Linked DNA regions of Homo sapiens: region 1 is linked to region 2. A link is an interaction called in ENCODE POLR2A ChIA-PET data of the cell type or tissue named here. Cell type or tissue: HCT116. All regions are shown on one strand. Each heading gives the region's core, and the rest is flanking DNA. Links, peaks and the distances in the headings are about the cores only. Region 1 overlaps SPIRE1 (spire type actin nucleation factor 1). Region 2 overlaps CEP76 (centrosomal protein 76).

Evidence for each region. ChIA-PET counts read pairs that join two places held together with the same protein. Peaks named below come from ENCODE experiments on the same cell type or tissue, not always from the same donor. Only the 100,000 strongest peaks of a DNase experiment are listed, where the experiment ranks them.
Region 1: POLR2A ChIA-PET joins it to region 2 with 5 read pairs; 2 of 35 experiments call an interaction of 5 or more read pairs at or near these places.

What each region holds. Positions count from the first base shown.
Region 1 is chr18:12,537,298-12,553,356 of GRCh38, reverse strand. SPIRE1 (spire type actin nucleation factor 1) reads left to right here. Exons shown (of 17, transcript NM_001128626.2): 3 at 6,453-6,683. Among named protein-coding and RNA genes, the nearest start is that of SPIRE1, 110 kb to the left of the region's middle. RefSeq lists a silencer at 13,219-13,398. In HCT116, for the core only: no CTCF peak of the experiment used is centred there; no DNase peak of the experiment used is centred there.
Region 2 is chr18:12,674,050-12,681,674 of GRCh38, reverse strand. It overlaps CEP76 (centrosomal protein 76), which reads left to right. Exons shown (of 12, transcript NM_024899.4): 9 at 847-1,013; 10 at 3,233-3,566; 11 at 6,922-7,139. It also overlaps a transcript of PSMG2 not described here. Among named protein-coding and RNA genes, the nearest start is that of SPIRE1, 20 kb to the right of the region's middle. In HCT116, for the core only: no CTCF peak of the experiment used is centred there; no DNase peak of the experiment used is centred there; H3K27ac peaks cover 578 bases.

The DNA.
Region 1 (16,059 bases), core at 5,980-9,979, 130 kb after region 2:
CTTCAGGGCAGTGGGCTCCCCTCTGGCCCAGTGCAGATCCGGAAATGCTGTCCTAGAGCCAAGTCCTCTTACTGGGAGCCCCAAGAGCCTACTTGGTGCTCTACCCCACTGTGGCCAAGCTGGTACCTAAATTGCAAGATAAAGCCCCTTTTACTTCTCCCTCTGCTTTACTCAAGCACGAGAAGTCTTTCACCTTAGCCACCACAGCGGGGAAGGGGCTGGGTCTCACCTGAAGCCAACTCATCCTGTAGTCTAACCCAAGGTCCATGGCGTACTACCTGGGTATTGCTGCTGATTATTTAGGGCCCAAGGACTCATTAGTCAGCAGGTGATGAATCCTGCCAAGACTGGTTCCTTCTGTTCAAGGCAGCAGGTTCCTTTCTGCCCCAGGGTATACCTAGAAATCCATTAGCTGGGGCCTGGAATGGGGGTCTCATGACTGCCTGGTGTTCTTGTAGCAGGAAGAGCCGCAGACAAAACCCCTCAGACACCGAGTTAAAGAAGGAAGGGGTTTATTTGGCTGGGAGCATTGGCAAGACTCCTGTCTCAAGAGAGCTCCTGGAGTGAGCAATTCCTGTCCCTTTTAAGGGCTCACAACTCTAAGGGGGTCCACGTGAGAGGGTTGTGATTGATTGAGCAAGCAGGGGGTACGTGACTGGGGGTTGCATACACTGGTAATTAGAACGGAACAGAATAGGACAGGGATCTTCACAGTGCTTTTTTTATGCAAATAACCAATTAGGTCAGGGGTTGATCTTTAACTACCAGGCCCAGGGTGTGGTGCCGGGCTGTCTGCTTGTGGATTTCATTTCTGCCTTTTAGTTTTTACTTCTCTCTTTGGAGGCAGAAATTGGGCATAAGACAATATGAGGGGTGGTCTCCTCCCTTATTCTGTCTTACTGTGGCTGAAGCTGGTATCCAATATGCAAGATATAGTCCTCTTTTCCCTCTCCTCTCTTCAAGTGGAAAAAAGGGGTCTCTTTTGGAGCTGCAGACTGTGCTGCCTGGCGTTGGGAGAGGGATAGTGCAAGTACTCTTTTAGCCATCCTGGCTGGTGTCTCAGTAGGTCATGTACCCCACAAGTCCACTGGCTCTGAGCCCAGCTCAGCACCAGGACTTGCCAGGAGTTGCAGTCCTTGTGGCTTAGAGTGCCTTTCAAGTTCATTTAGAGCCTCAGAGCACTTAAGCACGCAGTGGTAAGGCTTGCCAGAACTCAAGTTCCCACTACGGGGATAGGCATTTAGGCGATTCCTCTGTGGCTAGCGCTGGTCTTAATGTTCCTTCTGTGAGTGGGCATTGGCCTCAGCCCGATTTACTTTCCCCTGTGACAGGACAGCACTGAATTCGGTGCAAAGTCTCACAATTGCTGTGCTTTTCTTTTCCCAAGCACACAGATTCTCTCTGCGGCCCATGGCCACTGCCAGGAGGTGGAGGAGGGGTGGCATCAGCAATTCAAGACTGTCTTTCCTACCCTCTTTGGTGCCTCTTTCGGTGGTCTGAAGTTAAAACCTGGTACTGATTTCTGGTTCTTATGAAGGTGCCGTTTTTGTGATAGTTGTTAAATTTGGTGTTCCTGCAGGGCTGATGATCAATAAAGCTGTCTATTCAGCTCTCTTGCTCCACCCCTCTCCCGCCCCATATTTTTTTTTTTTTCTGAGACGGAGTCTCGCTCTGTCACCCAGACTGGAGTGCAGTGGCGTGATGTTGGCTCACTGCAAGCTCTACCTCCTGCCATGCCATTCTCCCGCCTCAGCCTCCTGAGTAGCTGGGACTACAGGCACCTGTCACCACGCCCGGCTAATTTTGTTTTTGTATTTTTAGTAGACACAGGGTTTCTCCGTGTTAGCCAGGATGGTCTCAATCTCCCGACCTCGTGATCTGCCCGCCTCGGCCTCCCAAAATGCTGGGATTACAGGCGTGAGCCACCGCGCCCAGCCACAACCCAGACTTTTAAGAATACAATTCTATAAGTTTTTGAAAAGATTTCTACTAAATATTTTATTTTATATATACAAAAAGGAACTCAGAAGTAGATGTATTACTGTTATAAAACAACTTACCAATTTAATTATGAGATATTTATTTAGCATCTGCTATGAACCAAGTGCTGTATGACATACAGCATTTTGTTCACAATGGTGAACAAAATAGACAAGATCCAAAGCATTATGGGCCTTACATTTTAGTGGAGAAAGTAGACAATAAACAAACATTATGGTTTGAGGTGCTTATTACTTATTCACATGGAAGTATTAAGTAGACCATATGATATATTGCCTGCATCCCAGAGACAAACTGTAGATTAGTAATATAAGTTAAGGAAATATCGGAATACATATTGTATTCATAGCATTGGCTATGTATAAGAGCACTTTGCAAGAGATTTTGGAAGAAAGTAGAGTGCATGAGCTCTGAGGAACTCCATCAATTAAACAGTTGCAGGAGGAAGGATCTGTAGACAGATTGAGAAGTAGTTGCTGAGAGAAAATCTAGAATCCAGAGTGTTTAGAACGGAAGAAGTGAGTCACTTGTGTTGGATGCTATTAAGCAGTCATTTAGGATGAGAATGGGTTAAACTTCATATATAGAGATTGTTTGTGATTTTAGTATTTGTGTTTCAGTGGTTTCAGAAGGAAAGACGTTAGATGGGAATGAATTAAACAGTGAATGGAAGGAGGGAAGGGAGAGATGGGCGCATTACAGATAGTGGCTCATGTCTGTAATCCTAGCACTTTGGGAGACCAAGGCAGGAGGATTGCTCGAGCCCAGGGGTTCAAAACTAGCCTGCGCAACATAGCAAGACCTCATCTCTGCAGAAAATTTAAAAATTAGCCAGGTGTCACCATGCACCTGTAGTCCCAGCTACTCAGGAGGCAGAGGCTGCAGTGAGCCACGATCACACCATTGCACTCTAGCCTGGGTGACAGAGTGAGATCCTGTCTCTCTAGAAAAAAAAGAAGAAATAACAACTCTTGAGAAAAACAAGTACTACATAAACTGCTGCCTTACCTTCATGACTCTATCCAAACGAATACCTGAGATTTTTCTCTTTTCATCTTCATCTTCCAGGCCTTCTGCAGCCTCATAGCAAAGATGAGGGCATCATTGCTACCATCAGCATTGCTACCGCCCTTTCGGGAGGTTTGCTTGTAAAGGGAGCACAGAAATGGGATTGCACTGGAGGGTATGAGGGGTTAGGAGAGTGGGGCTGACCTTTAAACAGGAATAGAAGACCTACTCCTCCACTGTGAAAGGAAGAAAGGGAAAATAAGTAGAGATTCCTATCAGTTTGTACATTTGAAAGTGGGAAAATGATTGTTTTATTTGGAGCTGAGCCCTAGAGAGGCAGAAAAGAGTGTTGGATTAAAGAGAAAGATGATATAAAATGACTTCTTGAAGAAGAATGGATCAGCTCCTGTAGGCAAGGTAATTGAGCAGAGAAAAGAGCAAGCTTGCTGAGTGATTCTTGGGTCTTTGCTATGGTTGGAAGCCATCGCTGGTGTTGATATTTGCAATGGTTTTGTGATTTTTCTCCCCCCAGCTCTAGAGGGAGAGATAGGGTTATATAACAGGGTTTTTCCCGCCTCCCTAGGAAGAAGGATAGGGTTGATTGGGCACGGTAGCTCACAGCTGTAATCCCAGCACTCCGGGAGGCCAAGGCAGGCGGATCACGAGGTCAGGAGATCGAGACTGTCCTGGCCAACATGGTGAAACCCCGACTCTACTAAAATACAAAAAGTACCCCGGCATGGTGGTGCACACCTGTACTCCCAGCTACTCAAGAGGCTGAGGCAGGGGAATCCCTTGAACCCGGGAGGTGGAGATTGCAGTGAGCCGAGATCGCGCCACTACACTCCAGCCTGGTGACAGAGCAAGACTCTGTCTCCAAAAAAAAAAAAAAAAAAAAAAAAAAAAAACAACAATAACAAAAACAAACAAAAAGCAAAACAAAAAAAGAAGGGGAGGGTTATATGGATGGTTAGAGTCATCCAATCATGTAAAACTCAGTTAATTGTGATTTCTCACTGGGAATAATTGCAACAAGACCTTCTCAGCCTTAAAAATATATATACTGAATGTAATCTAACTTTTTGATTTCTGAGGCTTTCATTATATTAGTAGGGACGCTCTGATAGTTAAAGTGACTGCCCTAGGTTCAGTTTAACAAGTTTTTTTCTAATGCACACCACAGTGTTAGGCTCTGCCGTCTTTGAAAGTTAAAATCCTTGCCCTAAGCAGCACCTGCCTGTGGTGAGAATGGTACATGCTGTGAGAGCAATGTGTACCCTGTGCCAGGGAAGCACTGAAATGGTACCTTCTCCTGAACAGGCTGGTGGACAAAGTGGGGATTGTCCTGGGACACTGCCAGGAGGGATAACTAAAGTAGTCAATTGCCTTGGAACTTAGAAGATCCATTGTTTAAATTCATTTTTATAATAGAAAATAGTGCGTGGTGGCTCATTCCTGTAATCCTAGCACTTTGAGAGGCCGAGGCAGGCCCATTGCTTAAGTCCAGGAGTTTGAGTCCAGCTTGGACAACATGGTGAAACCCCGTTTCTAAAAAATTCCAAAAAAAATTAGCCAGGCCTGGTGGTGTGTACCTGTTTTCCCAGCTACTAGGGAGGCTAAGGTGGGAGGATCATCTCAGCCCAAGGAGGTTGAAGCTGCAGTGAGCCGTAATTGTACCACTGCACTCCAGCCCGGGTGACAGAGTGAGACCTTGTCTCAAAAGAAGAAGAAAAAAAAAAAAAAGAAAGAAAAGAATGGCTACAGTGCCAGGTCAGACTGTAAATCCAGTGAAAATATTACATGTTTTCAGTAAAAAATATTTTAAAACAGTATTGTTTAAAAACTTAGAAGTTAAGAATTTTTAAGCATGATATTCATTTTGAATGCTAGTGTTGAGAAAATATTATTTCATTGGTAAAGTAGATTTCAGATTTTGTAGAGAATTTTTGAATTTTTGTAGAGAATTTTGAGTGAGGCTTTTAAGAGCTAGTCAATGACTCTCTTGTATTTAACTCATGTTAGAAACTTCTGACTTTCTTTTTTATTTGTGATGCACTTTTTTAAAAATGCGGTATTACCAGCTATAAATGAAATACTGAAAATGAAAGATTTTATTTATTTTGGGAGTAACTGATAAACATTGGAAAAGAATGGGCTAAAGGAAGGAGAGAGCAGTGAGATCATTATTGAGTCCCTGTAATAAGTCAGATATTGTACCAGGTACTTCCATGCATAGTGAATGCATAGTCTCAACAGAATCTTATTAAATGGAGGTATCATTGACATCCCCATTTAACGGATGAGAAAAGTCATCACTAAAATGATTTGTCCTGAGGCAGCTGGCTAGTGGTAAAAGTCAGGATTTAATTTTAATTCTTTGGCTTCATTGCCTGTTTGTTGTTGTTGTTGTTGTTTGTTTGTTTGTTTTTATGAGATAGAGTTTTGCTGAAGTGCAGTGGCGCAATGTCAGCTCCGCTTCCCCAGTTCAAGCGATTCTCCTGCCTCAGCCTTCCAAGAAACTGGGATTACCGGCACACGCCACCACGCCCAGCTCATTTTTGTAATTTTAGTAGAGACAGGGTTTCGCCATGTTGGCCAGGCTGATCTCGAACTCCTGACCTCAAGTGATCTGCTCGCCTCAGCCTCCCAAAGTGCTGGGATTACAGGCATGAGCCACCACGCTGGCTGCCAGTGTTCTTTAGAGAGAGAGAGAGAGACACAGAGAGAGAGAGAACAATAAAATTAAAAGGTTTTATATGTGCTTTTTTAAATATATAGCAGAAAGGCACTATTGAGAAATAAAGTGGGATTTCCTGTATTGGCCAAAGTCTGGAGCAGTTGTCGAGGTGGTATGCAACAGTGGTGTATCTACTGTTCATAAATGAGGTTCATTTGCCCGGCAGTAATATTGATGGAGGTGTGTGGTAGGGAGGGTTATCTGTGAGCTGCCTTGAAAATTCAGGGTTTGCAAAAGGTCTCTCATTTGTTTGCATCGTCTGAGAGAGATGTGTTTTCAGTGATTGAATGGAACTAGAGAAGTGTGTATACATGGATATGAATAGATTTTTGTTGTTGTTTAGGCTTGAGTTAATTGCTACCCGTAAGTGAGTTTTCAGTCTTTCAGATACTTGGGATGTCTGTGCATCTCTAATTAGATAAACATTGGCATAAGAGTTCTGAGAGGATATATTCTTTGATAACTATATCTGTTCTCAGAAATACCTTTGGGAAATGTGGAAAATCAACTCGGTTAATATTTTATATATGAATGGCAAATACAAATTTTAACACAAAGTATAAATCTAAGAGAATATAAAAAGGGTTTGTGTATGTGTTGTATGTTGGTTTGAGGGAAAAAATCATACTAAACATCTTATGCCTCACAATTAGTCCTAGAAAGCTCTTCATTCATCTCCATTAACCACTTTTTTAAATGTTCCTAGGTCATTGAATCTTTGGGAATTATTATTTATAAAGCACTGGACTATGGTTTGAAGGAGAATGAAGAAAGGGAATTAAGCCCTCCCCTAGAGCAGCTTATCGATCACATGGCCAACACGGTGGAAGCTGACGGTAGCAATGATGAGGGCTATGAGGCTGCAGAAGAAGGCCTGGGAGATGAAGATGAAAAGAGAAAAATCTCAGCTATTCGGTCATATAGAGATGTCATGAAGGTAAGGCAGCGTTTTATGCAGTACTTGTTTTTTTCAAGAGTTGTTATTTCTTCTTCTTTTTTTTCCCCCCCTGGAGAGATGGTCTCACTCTGTCGCCCAGGCTAGAGTGCAGTGGTGTGATCATGGCTCACTGTAGCCTCTGCCTCATGAGTAGCTGGGACTACAGGTGTATGCCACCACACCTGGCTAATTTTTAAATTTTTTGCAGAGATGAGGTCTTGCTATGTTGCTCAGGCTGGTTTTGAACCCCTGGGCTCAAGTGATTCTCCTGCCTTGGCCTCCCAGAGTGCTGGGATTACAGAAATGAGCCACTGTGTCCAAGCTGTTATTTTTTAAAAAATTGAATGGTTGACACATATCTACATTTATTTAAAAATAATAACGAGGCTGGGCGCGATGGCTCACGGCTGTAATCCCAGCACTTTGGGAGGCCGAGGCAGGCGGATCACGAGGTCAGGAGATCAAGAACGTCCTGGCTAACACGGTCAAACCCTGTCTCTACTAAAAATACAAAAAATTAGCTGGGCGTGGTGGCGGGCACCTGTAGTCCCAGCTACTTGGGAGGCTGAGGCAGGAGAATGGCGTGAACCTGGGAGGCAGAGCTTGCAGTGAGCTGAGATCACGCCACTGCACTTCAGCCTGGGTGACAGAGCGAGACTCCGTCTCAATAATAATAATAATAATAAAGAACGGTGATTCGGCATTTAATAATAGTTCCCAGATTTGTCAGCAGCCTGAACATGGACATTTATGATTGAATCATAACTCAAGAAACCGCTTTTAGATATTATATACCCCTTATCATTACATGTCATGTATCAGCTTGACTGGGCATTATATCTTCAGTTGACCTCTGTATTTCCTTTTTCTAGAGTAAAAAACAACTGTGATCCACTTACTTACATGAAGATTTTGCATCTCAAGTGTCACAGCTGATTGTTTTAGGTTTTCTTGACCTACTTAGTGGTATTTATATGTAATGAAGCAAGTTTGGTTGGTTATACTGAATTTTTCTCTTTTAAATTTTGCTATGTACTTGAAGGTCATAATTTCTACCATGCCAAATGTACAGAGATTAACATCAAACAGATCTGTCAAATTAGCCATAAAAGCATTCTGTTTTCAGTTATTTATATATGATATTTACTAGGTTTTATAAGCAGTGTCAATGGTGTATCTCTTATTTTCCAACTTTTCATAAAGGTGTTTCAGAGACAGGAATATAGAAGCACTGTGACAGTGGTAGTTTTCAGGTGTGCTGAGTGCCCCTGTTCCTTAGGCCTCCTTAGATGGTACAACTCTCAAGGACTCTGGAAAGAACTATACAAGTTATTATTCTTATGAAATTCAGATATATTCTTTAGTTCTTTTAAGATGTGTAGTGCTTCTCATTTTAAATCAGCAGGCTCTACACATAAAATACATATATATAAATACACAAACAAATAGAAATTTGATGTGTTTTATTTATGTTATGTTTTCTAGATGTTAAGGTTTATTTTTTAAAAACATGTAAACACACTTAAAGGCCAATTAAACTTTCTGCAGACCACAAATGACCAGCTTGTTCTGTGGAAGACCATTGATAAATAGTGATTGAAAAAATGAAGAGTAAAACATTTTACATTAAGTAGCAAAACCACTCATACATCTGAAAGTGAGCTAACAGTATTTTGGTGGTGTGTGTGTTGGGGGAAGTATACATAAGGAGTGGTGAAAGAGGAAAGGAACACCCACCTAACCAACTAGATCCATAAAATCAACCCTGGCACCAGTAATGTAACATGTCATAGCCAGATTGCTGTCTTAAACTACAGGTTTGGAAGATGAGATCCAGAGAGTAATTGGAATTTTAAAATTCTTATTCAATGACATTAAATATCTTAACTTATAAAAAAATTATTGGACATTTAGAAGTTTGAATGGATACCTTTTATTTTTTAATTTGAGCTACTGTGGTTCCCTAACTTATTGCTATCATTATATGAAAAATGAATAGTTAAAAGGGTGCTTACGAGGACAGGTTTTTGGCTGGGCATGGTGGCTCACACCTGTAATCCCACCACTTTGGGAGACCCAGGTGGGAGGATCACTTGAGCTCAGGAGTTTGAGACCAGCCTGGGCAACATAGTGAGACCTCGTCTCTATTTAAAAGGAAAAAAAAAAAAACGACTGGGCGCGATAGCTGATGCCTGTAATCCCAGCATTTTGGGAGGCCGAGGCAGGTGGATCACTTGAGGCCAAGAGTTCAAGACTAGCTGGCCAACATGGGGAAACCCTGTTTCTACTAAAAAAAAAAATACAAAATTAATCAGGTGTGGTGGCACATACCTGTAGTCCCAGCTAGTCAGGAGGCTGAGGCATGAGAATCTCTTGAACCTAGGAGGTGGAGGTTGCATTGAGCTGAGAGCACACCACTGCACTCCAGCCTGGGTGACAGAGTGAGACTCTGTCTCAAAAAAAGAAAAAAAAAAAGAAAGAAAGAAAAAAAATTTTTTTAAGGTTTTATAGATTGAAGGAAAACTGAAGACTACCAATTCTATTAGAAATTTTATTGGAGAATATCACAACCTCACCTGTTGTTTCTTGGTTTCCATGCTAATCAAAACTGACCCATAAAATTCTCCACATCTGTGACTGTTCTGAATGTTCCATGTAGCTGAATGAGAAGAAAAATAATTGCTGAAACATTTTACAAGTAAACGGAAATTTTAAAGTATTATAAAACCCATGATTCCTCATCGTGTAGTGCAGATATGAGTTTGTGGTTTGGTTAGCAGGTTAAAAACCTCAATTCATAAATTGACTCATTGTTTACTTTGTTGGAAGAGAAGACAAGAATTATCTGAAGAATTGTAACTGCTTTCTCCTTGTTTGAAGTAGAAATGTGAAACTAAGTTTAATTAATACAAATAATAGGATGTTTAAGAACTTGAAACAATTTGTTTTCAATTCTTAGCAAGCAAGACGCTCTTTAATGTGTAACTTTTGTCCCGGATAGTCTTTTATTTCAAGTAATCTAATAATTTGTTATGTTTTAATATGGTACATTGTAGTTGAAAAGTGCCTTTATATCCCCCTTCTATTACTGGAGCCTTAGGGTAACACTGTGAGGTAGATTGGGCAGGCATTCCAATACCCGTTTCACAAAGTAAGTCAGGGGGAGAGTAATGTTAGAAGACAGAGTGGAATGCTATCTTCAAAGTTCTAACATTAAATCTAGAATTATTTATCCAGTATAATGTCTCAACAATAAAGGTAAAATATCAGCTAGGCATGGTGGATCACTTGAGCCCAGGAGGTTGAGGCTGCAGTGGGCAGTAATGGTGCCGTTGCACTCAAGCCTGGGTGACACAGTGAGATCTTTTTTTGTTTTGTTTCTTTAAGAAAAGGTAAAATATCTTATCTGACAAACACAGAAAATTTGTCACCAGCAGACCTTGACTAAAGGCAATACCAAAGAGTATACATCAGGCAGAAGGCAGTCCATGTCTGGTAGAAACTAGGAGATGCAGAATATTTGAAGAGCAAAGAAAAATAAACATGGGCCAGACATGGTGGCTCACGCCTGTAATCCCAGCACTTTGGGAGGCCGAGACGGGCGGATCATTTGAGGTCAGGAGTTCACGACCAGCCTGGCCAACATAGTGAAACCCCATCTCTACTAAAAATACAAAAAATTAGCTGGGCATGGTGGTGCATGCCTGAAATCCCAGCTACTTGTGAGGCTAAGGCAGGAGAATGGCTTGAACCTGGGAGGCGGAGGTTGCAGTAAGCCAAGATTGTGCCCCTGCACTCCAGCCTGGGCGATGGAGCAAGACTCCACCTCAAAAAAAGAAAAATAAACATGAAAATAAATCTAAATGAATATTAACAGCAAAAAATAATAATGTCTTACATGATTTAGAATATATTTAGAATTAAAATGTATAACAGTAGCGTGGAGTTAGTGTTCTAAGACCTTGGCATTGGGAAGAGGTTAAAGCACTAATTTATTAGTGCTAACCTTTATTAGGAAAGCCACTAAAGCCTAACCTTTATTAGAAAAGCCACTAAAAATAAATAAAAGAATTTGTAAATATCAGGCCAATAGGGAAGGGGGCAGGTGGAGCTAAGAAAATTACTGGTAATCCAAAAGAAGAGATGGAAAGAATTGAAAAGGAATATAGAACAGATGGGAAAACAAATAGAAGATGGTAATTTGATACTGAAATATATTGGTAATTACATTAAATGTAAATGGTCTAAATTTATACTGCTCAATACAGTAGTTACTAGCCACATGTGACTATTAATCACTTGAAATGTGGTTAGTCTAAATTGACGTGGACTGAAAGTACAAAATCTATACTGGATTCCAAACACTTAGTACCAAAAAAAGAATGTAAAATGCCTTGTTGGCTGCGTGCGGTGGCTCATGCCTGTAATCCCAGCACTTTGGGAGGCTGAGGTGGGCAGATCATTTGAGGTCAGGAGTTCGAGACCTGACTACCATGGTGAAACCCCGTCTCTACTAAAAAGACAAAAAAGTTAGCCAGGCATGGTGCTGCATGCCTGTAATCCCAGCTACTCGGGAGGCTGGGGCAGGAGAATCACTTGAACCCGGGAAGCAGAGGTTGCAGTGAGCCGAGATCATGCCAGTGCACTCCAGCCTGGGCAGCAGAGCGAGACTCCATCTCAAAAGAAAAAAAAAAAGCCTCATTAATAATTTTTGTATTGGCTATAATTTGAAGTATTACAATAATATATATTATTGTATTGGGTTAACTAAAATATATTATCAAAGTTAATTTCACTTGTTTCTTTTTATTTTTTTTTGATGTGGCTACTAGAAAATTTAAAACTACATACATGGCTCACACTGTATTTCTGTGGATTGTACTAGCCTAAAATACTCTAATTTTTAAAAGACACAGATTTTTAGACTGCATTAAAAATACAAAATCCAATCATACATTGTTTACTGAGTAGACACTATAAATAGGACATAGAAAGCTTGAGTAAAAGAATGGAAAAATATAACATTCTAACCAAAAGAAAAGTATCACAGACATTATTTTAATATAAAATGGACCTAAAGGCAAAAAGCATTACTAGAGATAAAAAAGGATGCTTACTGATAAAAAGTTCAATTTACTAAGGAGAAATAGCATTCATAAATTTATGTGCACCTAGTAACATAGCCTGTAACAGTAGCATTGAACAACATTCAAACAAATACAACTAAAAGGGGAAGTAGACAAATGTACAACCATAGAGGGAGGTTTAAAATACCTCTCTTAGTATCAGTACAAATATAGAATATTTGGATAATGAGAATAACAAACCTGACTTAATAGGACATGCCACCCACCCACTGCAGAGTACACATTCTTTTCAGGTATACATGGAACAATTAAAAATTTCTCCGTATTCCAGGCCTTAAAGCAAGTCTTAACAAATTTCAAAGGGTTATAATTACATAGGAAATGTTCTGTTACCATGGTGGAATTAAGCCAGATATGAATAACAAAAAGATTTTATTATTTCCACATATACTTGGAAATTAAGAAACTACTTTTAAATGCCCCAAGAGTCAAAGAAGAAATCACAGTGGAAATAAACTGAATAATAACAAATGCGTGACCTATCAAAGTTTGTGGTATGCAGACCAGGCTTGGTGGCTCACACCTATAATCCCAGCACTTTGGGAGGCCAAGGCAGGTAGATCGCTTGAGGCTGAGAGCAAATATGCTGCACAAAGGGGTGATTCACACCCCAGGCAGGACAGTGCAGGATGGTGTGAGATTTCACCATGCAACTCAGCACAGCATATAATTTAAAGCTTAGGATTTATTTATTTCTGGAATTTTCCATTTAATATCTTTGGATGCAGTTGACCATAGATAACTGAAGCCATGGAAAGTGAAACTGTGGATAAGGAGGAACTACTGTAATTTAAATCCTAACAATTGCTAAGAAGAAAATGCAGAATGCAGTGATTAAAAAGTAACAGAGAGGCCAGGTGCAGTGGCTCACGCCTGTAATCCCAGCATTTTGAGAGGCCGAGGTGGACAGATCACCTGAGATCAGGAGTTTGAGACCAGCCTGGTCAACATGGTGAAACTCCGTCTCTACTAAAAATACAAAAAATAGCCGGGCATAGTGGTGCAAGCCTGTAATCCCAGCTACTTGGGAGGCTGAGGCAGGAGAATCGCTTGAACCTGGGAGGCGGAGGTTGCAGTGAGCCAAGATCGCAACACTTCGCTCCAGTCTGGGCAACAAGAGTGAAACCCCATTTCAAAAAAAAAGTAACAGAGAAATTAGAGGGGGGTAGTTCATCTAGAAAGGACAAACAGGGAAGACGTTCTGAGCAGGTGACATTGAAATCAACACCTGGAGGAGTGAGGAATCAGCAAAAAGATTGGTGTGTTTTAAAGAAACAAGTCTAGGATTACCAAAACAAAGTGGAAGGAAAAGCCACAAATGGGATTTGAGAGGTAGGTGTGAGCTAGATGACGAAGGACTTGAGGAACACTGAAGAGTTTGGGTTTTAAGTTCAGTGGGAGCCACTGGCCCTCCCATGCCTGGGACACTCTTTCCTTAGGTCTGTGCATGGCTCACTCCAATCTTCATTGATCTCTCTGCTCTGGTGCCACCTACTGACCACTCTTTCCACATTATTGCCCCTCCCCACCACTGGCCTCATTTTCTACCTCTCATCTGCTTTCTTTTTCTTTTTCTTTCTTTTCTTTTTTTTTTTTTTTTAAGACAGAGTCTCTCTCTGTTGCCCAGGCTGGAGTGCAGTGGCGTGATCTCGGCTCACTGCAGCCTCCACCTCCCGGGTTCAAGCAATTCTCCTGCCTCAGCCTCCCAAGTAGCTGAGGCACTTGGTGCACTCGCCACCATGTCCAGCTAATTTTTGTATTTTTAGTAGAGACGGGGTTTCACTATGTTGGTCAGGCTGGTCTCAAACTCCTGACCTCAGGTGATCCACCTCAGCCTCCCAAAGTGCTGAGATTACAGGTGTGAGCCACCACACTTGGCCTATTTTTCTTAATAGTAGCTGTTATTCCCAACGTGTGTGTGTGTGTGTGTGTGTGTGTGCGTGTGTGTGTATGTGTATGTTTAAGGGTCTGAGATACCCATTACTATTTTTGAGAGGAACGGGATGTTGACTTGTTCAATACTGTATTAGTCCTTTTTCATACTGCTGATAAAGACATAACCTAAAACTGGGAAGAAAAATAGGTTTAATGGACTCACAGTTCCACGTGGCTAAGGAGGCCTCACAATCATGGCGGAAGTCAAGGAGGAGCAAGTCATGTCTTACATCGCTGGCAGCAGGCCAAAAAAGAGCTTGTGCAGGGAAACTCCTCCTTATAAAACCATCAGATCTCATGAGACTTACTCACTGTCATGAGAACAGCAAGGGGAAGACCTGCCCCCATGATTCAGTTACCTCCCACCAGGTCCCTCCCACAACACATGGGAATTCAAGATGAGATTTGGGTGGGGACACAGCCAAACCATATCAAATACTGTGTTTCTTTCTGCCACAGTGCCTGGTACGTAGTTGGCATTTGGTGAATATTGTTTGAATGAATGATTGGATGCTTTTAAGCAGGGGATGAACATAATCCAAATTATATTTATAAAAGATTTTGCCTGTCAGGTGAAGAAGAACCATGTAGACTAGTGAGAGAGGAAGTTAGGAGTCCTCTAATGAAAGAAAATGGTAGCTGTGACCATGATGATGGTGGAGGAGATGGAGAAAAGTAGAGAACTGTCAGGTGGTATATTTTGAAGGTAGAAACAACAAGACTTACTGATGGATTGGATATGAGTGGTATGGGAATAAAGAATAATCAAGGATGACTCTCAGCTGGGCATGGTGCCACACACCTGTAATCCCAGCTATTCAGGAGGCTGAGGCAGGATCATTGCCTGAGCCCAAGAGTTCAAGACCAGCTTGGGCAACATAGCAAGACCCTATATTAAGGGGGGAAAAAAGGATGACTCTCAGAGTTGTTTGAGCTGTCTTTGTGACTTCTGAGTGGAAATGCTAAGTACATAGCCATAAGTGGTTAACATAAAGGGCTGGCCTGGAATAGGGGTTGAGGAGTTACCAGCCTATAGGTGGCATTTAAAGCCATTAGACTAGACAAGGGCAGCTACAGTAAGCAGAGGATACCCAAAGATCCAAGACTGCTCCCTCAAAAACCTCAGTATTTCAGTTTAATTTAGAAGTTTATATGTAGAGCAAAGAGGAGAGACAGATTTATATAAGAGGTTACATAAACCAGTCCTCTCTTTTTAGAGATAAATGGAAACCCAGCAATGTTAAATAACTTGTCCAAGGTCATATAACCTAATTTTGTCCCCCTAACCCCTGATGTCTCTTTTTTTGGAACTATAAAAATGATTTTGTTGCATGCTTACTGTATACCATGCTCTATGCTTTAAGTACTTTAAGAACATTATTCCCTTTAATATAAAGGGAATTACATTTATTTTAGAGTAGAATGGAAAAGAACTTGGGCTCCAGAGAGACTACCTGGTTTCGGTTCCATTTATGCCATTGACTAGCTGTGTATCCTTGGGCAAATTACTTACGTGGTCTAAATCTCAGTTTCCTGATCTCTAAATTGGGTTGTTGCAAGGGGCCCCTTGCAATTCCATATGAATTTTAGGATCAGTCTTTCTATTTCTTAAAGAAAGGCTGTTGGGATTTTGTTAGGGATTGCATTCAATCTGTTCATCACTTTGGGTAATGTTGTTGCCTTAACTATATTGTCTTCCAATGTATGAGTACAAGATGTCTTTCTGTTTATTTAGGTCTTCTTTAATTTCTTTTACAATATTTTGTACTCTTCAGTGTATAAGTCTTACACCTCCTTGGTTAAATTTATTTCTTAGCATTTTTGATGCAATTGTAAATGGAGTGATTTTCTTGACCTCATTATCCAATTGTTCTCTGGCCATGTGTAGAAATACAACTGATTTTGTTTGTTAATCATGTATTCTGCAACTGCTGAAATTGCTTATGAACTCTAGTAGTATTCCTTTAGATTTTTTATGTGTAAGATTGTCATATGCATTTAAAAAAACATTTTTTAGACCTAGCTATTACCTTTACACCAGTGTTTTTAAAGTTGCAGTTTACAACCAGTGAATGGGTTGTGAATTCAATTGAATGTGCAAGTTTTGTTTTGTGAAGCTTTTGTATGTATAATAGGCACATATGCATGTGTTTGTGTATAATATGTGAATATATATAAATTTATTTCTTACTGTGGATAGCAGTTGAAAACTTTGAAACCCAGTGGCTTTATGCCATTTCTTTATGTGACTGGAATGTAAGATTAGGGTTAAGTTACATAAGGTAAAGCCTCAG
Region 2 (7,625 bases), core at 896-4,895:
AATTATCACATATAGATACTATCAGTCATTGGTTGAGTGTTTTCCATTTATTTGCATTTCTTGCTGTATGACTTGTTTGCTTGTTTGTTCATGTACTTCAGCTATTAATCTATTAAAATATTCCAGGCTGGGCACAGGAGCTCATGCCTGTAATCCCAACACTTTGGGAGGCTGAGGCAGGAGGATCACTTGAGCCCAGGAGTTCAAGAGCAGCCTGGGTAACACAGTAAGACCCCTGTTTATACAAAAAAAATTTTAAAATTAGCTAGGTGTCATGGTGCACACCTTTAGTCCCAGCTACTTGGGAGGCTGAGATGGGGAAATCACTTAAGCCCAGGAGGTCAAGGCTGCTATGAATCATGTCACCAGCCTGGGTGACAGAGGAAGACCCTGTCTCAAAAAAAAAAAAAAAAAAAAATGTTCTACTTTTCTTTCTGTGTTGTGTGAGTTCTTTATAAACATTTTTTTTTTTTTTTGGAAACAGAGTCTTACTCTGTTGCTGAGGCTGGAATGCAGTGGCGCGATTGTAGCTCACTGCAACCTCCGCCTCCCAAGTTCACGTGATTCTCTTGCCTCGCCTCCTGAGTAGCTGGGACTAATGGTGTGTGCTACCACACCCGGCTAATTTTTGTATTTTTAGTAGAGACAGAGTTTCCTTATGTTGGCCAGGCTGGTCTTGAACTCCTGACGTCATGTGATCCACCCGCCTTGGCCTCCCAAAGTGTTGGGATTACAGGCGTGAGCCACTGTGCCCAGCCAATAAATTTTTATTATAATTTAGTATTTAAGTATGTAATGAGGAAATAATATGGAAGAATGAATACTTCATTTTAATTTATCTTCCAGGGTGACTGTGAAGATCACGCTAACCTTCTGTGCAGCCTTCTTCTTGGATATGGATTAGAAGCCTTTGTTTGTGTTGGGACCAAGGCAAAAGGAGTACCTCATGCATGGGTTATGACTTGTGGAACTGATGGGGCCATCACTTTTTGGGAGAGTTTAACAGGACACAGGTTAGTTTACTAAGTTTATAAGGATATTAAAATGAAGTTATAAGTTTTTTTTTTTTTTTTTTTTTGAGATGGAGTCTCGCTCTGTCGCCCAGGCTGGAGTGCACTGGCACAATCTCAGCTCACTGCAACCTCCACCTCCCAGGTTCAAGCCGATTCTCCTGTCTCAGCCTCCCAAGTAGCTGGGATTACAGGCATGTGCCACCGCACCTGGCTGATTTTTGTATTTTTAGTAGAGACAAGTTTTCACCATGTTAGCCAGGCTGGTCTCGAACTCCTGACCTTAGGTGATCCACCTACCTCAGCCTCCCAAAGTGCTGGGATTACAGGCGTGAGCCACTGTGTCCGGCTTAAGTTATAAGTATTTTAAATTATAAGGGTTTTTTGTCCATATTGATGGTACTTGAAGGTACGTGTTGATGATTTTAGTTAGAGCCTTTTCAGTGATTATGTAAAAAAGTACTTCAATTATGGCAGCCAAGTAAATGAACTCTAAGAAAACTTTTACCTCAAATATTCTTTACCAACATGATGTTGGTAAACAGTAAATTATGTTTACTAGTTTTGTATGATTAGCATATTTTTTTTTCAGTTTTCTCTTTTTTTTTTTTTGCAGTGTCTCATTCTGTTGCTCAGGCTGGAGTGCAGTGGCACAGTCACAGCCCACTGCAGCCTCCCCCTCCTGGGTTCTGGTGGTCCTCCTACCTCAGCCTCTTGCGTAGCTGGGACTGCAGGTGTGCACAGCCATGCCTAGCTAATTTTTTTGTAGGGATGAGCTTTTGCTGTGTTGTCTAGGCTGGTCTTGAACTCCTGGGCTCAAGCAGTCTACCTGCCACGGCCTTCCAAAGTGCTGAGATTATAGGCATGAGCCACCACACCTGGCTGGCATATGTTTTTTTCTGATGATCATACCTAAGTCTGAAAATAAGTTCAAGTTGTAAATGATGATTTCTTTTTAAAATTTGATGTGGTTACCATCTCCACGTTGGCAAATCCACTGGACACATTTTTTAAAGTACTTTAGCCTGTCATTAGATTTTGAAACAGCTGAGTACTTCTGTTGTAGGACTTCTTCCTTAGTTCAGCTAAGAGCTGAGTCCTTGTCACATGGCCACGAAAAATTAGGCTCGCAGGCAATTTGAAGGGGGAGAAAAATGGAATTTATTGAACAAAAAGGAAAAACACTGGGAAACGGACGCTCCACAAAGCCAGAGTGCCTGCTAGTGTGCTTCGTGCCTGCTAGTGTGCTTCCTGCCTGCTAGTGTGCTTCCTGCCTCGCAGATTGAATTCCAGCTTCCACTCAGGAAGAGGAGGGGCCAAGCTCCTCCCCACTGCAAATTGCTCGAACTTCTGTGGCTTCTCCCCAGTGTGCACTCCTCCCAGTGCACAGGCTGGTTGGAGTTTCTCTGGGGACCCCTTTCCACCTGGCTGTCTCACTTCTTTCTTCATGGAACATTCTCTTTCCTTAGCTTCTTTTTTATCATTGTCTTTCAATATTTATTATTCCTCTCTGGCTGTTCTTAGTTTTTCCTTCATCTTGTCTTTAAATGTGTGTGTTCTAGAGGCCCAGCCCTGGGCCCTCTTTTCATTCCCGAGTCCTCTTTCTCCCTGGTTGATAATCATGCCTAATAATGTTTTGGTTAGTTGTGCCTAAAAATGCATAACCAAATTATTTTAATTATGTTATCTGAGGCAAACTTTTTTTATTTTTATTTTTTTTTCTTGGAGATGGAGTTTCGCCCTTGTTGCTCAGGCTGGACGGCTCACTGCAGCCTCCGCCTCCCGGGTTCAAGCAATTCTCCTGGCTTAGCCTCCCGAGTAGCTGGGACTACAGGCACGTGCTCCCATGCCCAGCTAATTTTTGTATTTTTAGCAGAGACGGGGTTTCACCATGTTGGTCAGGTTAGTCTCGAACTCTTGACCTCAGGTGATCCCCCTGCCTCGGCCTCCCAAAGTGCTGGGACTACCGCATCCGGCCTTTGATCTTAACAGTATACATAGAATGTATTCTGTTGTTAACAGAGTTGGTTTCAATATTGTAAAGACGTACCATACAATTAATACAGAGTAATCAAATTGTGGAAATATAAAAAAGAAAAACAAGTATTAAACTGTAGTTCTGAGAAGTAGTTATGGCCTTAAGTGTTAGAATAATTTTCTCAGTAAGATGCTGCCTTTTTAATTTTTAAGTTCTCATATATAAAATTATTTAATTTTTTTAGGTACATCCATAAACCTACCAATCCTGATGAACCTCCAGTTGCTGAACAGCCCAAACCACTGTACCCATATCGAACAATTGGTTGTGTTTTCAACCATCAGATGTTCCTGGGAAATTGTCAACCCTCTGATGCAGTAGAAACCTGTGTATTTGATTTGAACGATGAATCCAAATGGAAACCCATGAGTGAGGAAGCAATTAAATCTGTGTGTGCTCCTGGAGCTACAACATCCCTTCCTCCCTTTCCACCTCTGTGTGCATCCACAATTGACGCGTCAGTAACAAGTAATGAAATTGAAATGCAGCTGAGGCTCCTGGTGTCAGAACACAGGAAGGTAATTCACACTGAAATAGTTGTAGTTTCATACTTCTTTTCATTTATGTATTTAACTGTTTTTTGGTGTGTGTGATAGTGCCAGTCACTATTCTAGCCCTGAACAAAACAACTACAGTCCCTACTATTATGAAGCTTATAATTTTGAAAGTCATGAGAGTTCAAGTTCTGAGACTCAAAAATCTTCAAATTAATTAATACTTATAGAATGAATTACTTCCTCCTAGAAATGAAGAATGGTGAACTTGTTCACATCCCTTAGAGTCAAGATTTTTGCTGAATACCACTATTTGGATTTTGTCTTTGTGAAATGCTTATTCACATATTTGCCCCTTAAAAAATCCTGGGTTAGGCTGGGCTTGATGGCTCATGCCTATAACCCCAGCACTTTGGGAGGCTGAGGTGGGTGGATCGCTTGAGCCCAGGAGTTCAAGACCAGCCTGGGGAATATGGTGAAACATCATCTCTATTATTTTTTAAAGAAAAAATATGTATACTGGGTTATACTTTTTTCATATTCATTTTTCTCCCCAGGTTGGTTTCTGTTTGTTTTCATGTTGTACTCAACTGGGTAGACGTCTGGCTTTAATTTGCATTTCCCTGATTACTTTTGAGATCAAACCTCTTTTTTTTTTTTTTTTTTTTTTTTTTGAGATGGAATCTCTCGCTCTGTCACCCAGGCTGGAGCGCAGTGGCGTGATCTTGGCACAGTGGCGTGATCTTGGTTCACTGCAACCTCTACCTCCCAGGTTTAAGCAATTCTCCTGCCTCAGCCTCCTGAATAACTGGGATTATAGACATGTGCTACCACGCTGCCAGTTTTTGTATTTTTTGTAGAGATAGGGTTTCACCATGTTGGCCAGGCTGATCTCGAAGTGATCTACCTGCCTCAGCCTCCCAAAGTGCTGGGATTACAGTTGTGAGCCACTGCGCCCAGCCAGATCAAGCCTCTTGTCAAATAGCATGTAGATTTCCTTTGTAAAGTGCTTTTAAGAAGACATAAAAAGTATTAGTCATAAAGGAAAAGATTAATGTATCTTAAAGACTTAAGCTCATCAAGAGAAGACATTAAGAGATTGAAGCTGTGGGGTGGGAAAAGTTGTTTGTAACACATATCACCAACAAAGGACTAGAATCCAAAATGCCTACAAAATATTTCTGATTCACCTTTTAGGGTTCCCTGTTCCACTCCTCACCTTGGGTGAGCCCTGTTTTCTGTGTTCTTTGGGGCTATCAAAGGCAAACTGATTTATCAAACATGTTCTCTGGGTTCCCAGTTACTCTTAGCTTTGGCCTCTAAATATTTCTTATTCACTTGTCAACTTATCAAAGCATTTAAACATACATTTTGGAAAACCTGGCATTTGTAATATGTTTTCAGCAAAAGTTGGTCAGGGGACCTCTGGTCCATTATATTGCTGGAAATGAATGCCCCTTATTACTTTTTCTTTCCTTCCATCACTTGTATTGGCTTTAGCTTTCTTTTCTTAGGTTCTGCTTACAAATAAAAGCAATATCTTATAAAAATTACTTTTGGCCAGGCACAGTGTCTCACGCCTGTAATCCCAGCAGTTTGGGAGGCTGAGATGGGTGGATTGCTTGAGCTCAGGAGTTCAAGACCAGCCTGGGCAACGTGGTGAGACCCTATCTCTACAAAAAGTACAAAAATTAGCCGGGTGTGGTGGTGCATGCCTGTAGTCCCAGATACTCGGAGGCTGAGGTGAAAGGAGCCGGGGAGGCAGAGGTTGCAGTGAGCCGAGATTGTGCCACTGCACTCCAGCCTGGGTGACAGAGTAAGACCCTGTCTCAAAAAAAAAAAAAAAAAAAAAAGGAATTACTGTTTACAGAAAAAGAAAACAAAGCTGTGATAGATGCCAGTGTTGATCACTATTTAAGTTAAGGTGCCTGTAAATCAGCAAAAGTTCACATTTTGCCGCAGGAAAAGCATTGTTAATCGTGGATCTTTGAGACCATTTGTGATGAGTTAAAACCTTGAATATAAAATGAGGAAATACCAAAGATCCATTATGATAATCAAAATATCTAGAATTTTGAGAATTTTTTGTATTTGTAATATTATTATTTTTAACTTCATGTGTCCAGATATCAATAGGTCTTTTGGTGTTATAAATGGAATCATGGGCTGGGCACGGTGGCTTATGCCTGTAATCCCAGCACTTTGGGAGGCCGAGGTGGGTGGATCACTTGAGGTCAGGAGTTTGAGACCAGCCTGGCCAACATGGTGAAAGCCCGTCTCTACTAAAAATACAAAAATTAGCCGGGCATGGTGGCAGGTGTCTGTAGTCCCAGCTACTCAGGAGTCTGAGGCAGGAGAATCGCTTGAACCTGGGAGGCAGAGGTTGCAGTGAGCCGAGATCGCGCCACTGCATTCCAGCCTGGGCAACAGAGTAAGACTCTGTCTCAAAAAATTTAAAAAAATAAAAAATAAATGGAATCATGTTGTTTTTAACATTCCATAGAAATATGTTTTAAGCTCCCTAAGGGCCTATAAAATGTCTTCATCTTTTTATCTCTTACAGTATATAAGTTTTATAGAGTACATGTTCAGTAAATATTTGTTTAATCACATAGAATTAATTTGTTGACTTTTCTCACCTCTGTAGTTGAGTTTATGGTAGGAAGAGTCAGTCTTTAGTAAACAGATTCATTCTTACTAAACTCTTTTTTATTTATTTTATTTATTTATTTTTTTTGAGACAGAGTCTCGCTCTGTTGCCCAGGCTGGAGTGCAGTGGCACGATCTCGGCTCACTGCAAGCTCTGCCTCCCGGATTCATACCATTCTCCTGCCTCAGCCTCCCAAGTAGCTGGGACTACATGCACCCGCCACCACGCCCAACTCATTTTTTGTATTTTTAGTAGATACAGGGTTTCACCTTGTTAGCCAGGATGGTCTCAATCTCCTGACCTCATGATCCGCCCACCTCAGCCTCCCAAACTGCTGGGATTACAGGCGTGAGCCACCGCACCCGGCCTAAACTCTTTAAAGTTAAGTAAAATATCTCAAAATATAAGAATTATACCTGTCCTCCATATTAGGACTATTTCATATAGTATTTTGTAGTAGATATTAGAGAAGTACAGGATTTGGAGACTTTGTGAACATTGTTTTGAATGTTTTTTGGTTGTTTCTCTAAAAAGTAAAATCTGATCACCTATAGTTCCTTTTATCTGATTTTTATTTCTATGTATCCCTATAATTATTATTATTAAAATATTATGATAGCTTTTAAAAATCTTTTCTTGGTATACATTAAAATAATCAACATTTTTATTTAGTTGGTTTTAAAAATATTAATGTATTTCACTTTTTCTTTTTCTCTTGATTGCTCATAGGATCTTGGCCTCACTACTGTTTGGGAAGACCAGCTCTCCTACCTTTTATCACCAGCTTTGGCTTCTTATGAATTTGAGCGTACAACAAGTATATCAGCAGGCAATGAAGAATTTCAAGATGCCATAAGAAGGGCTGTACCTGATGGTCACACATTTAAAGGGTTCCCAATACATTTTGTGTATAGAAATGCAAGACGTGCATTTGCCACATGTCTTCGGTAAGGTGTAATTTACGGAATCATTTTTTCAGTTTAGGAGTCTTACAGATCAGTCCGGCAGGGGTTTTTTTAATTTCCTTTTTTTTTTTTTTTTAACTCAAGGTCTTGCTCTGCTGCCCATGCTGGAGTACAGTGGCACAGTTATGGCTCACTGTAGCCTTGACCTCCTGGGCCCAAGTGACCCTTCCACCTCACCCTCCCAGGCAACTGGGACCACAGGCATGTGCCACCATACCTGGCTATTTTTTTTATCTTTATTTTGTAGAGATGGGGGTCTTCCTATGTTGCCCAGGCTGGTCTTGAACTCCTGGGCTCAAGCAGTCTTCCCACCTCAGCCTCCCAAATTGCTGGGATTACAGGTGTGAGCCGTTGCACCCAGCCTAATCTGGTAGTTATTTAGAAATGACATCCAAGTCATATGGGAGCTTTTACAATGACTGACCCTCCTTGCCACAGATTTTGATTCATTTGGTCTGAAATGTAGCC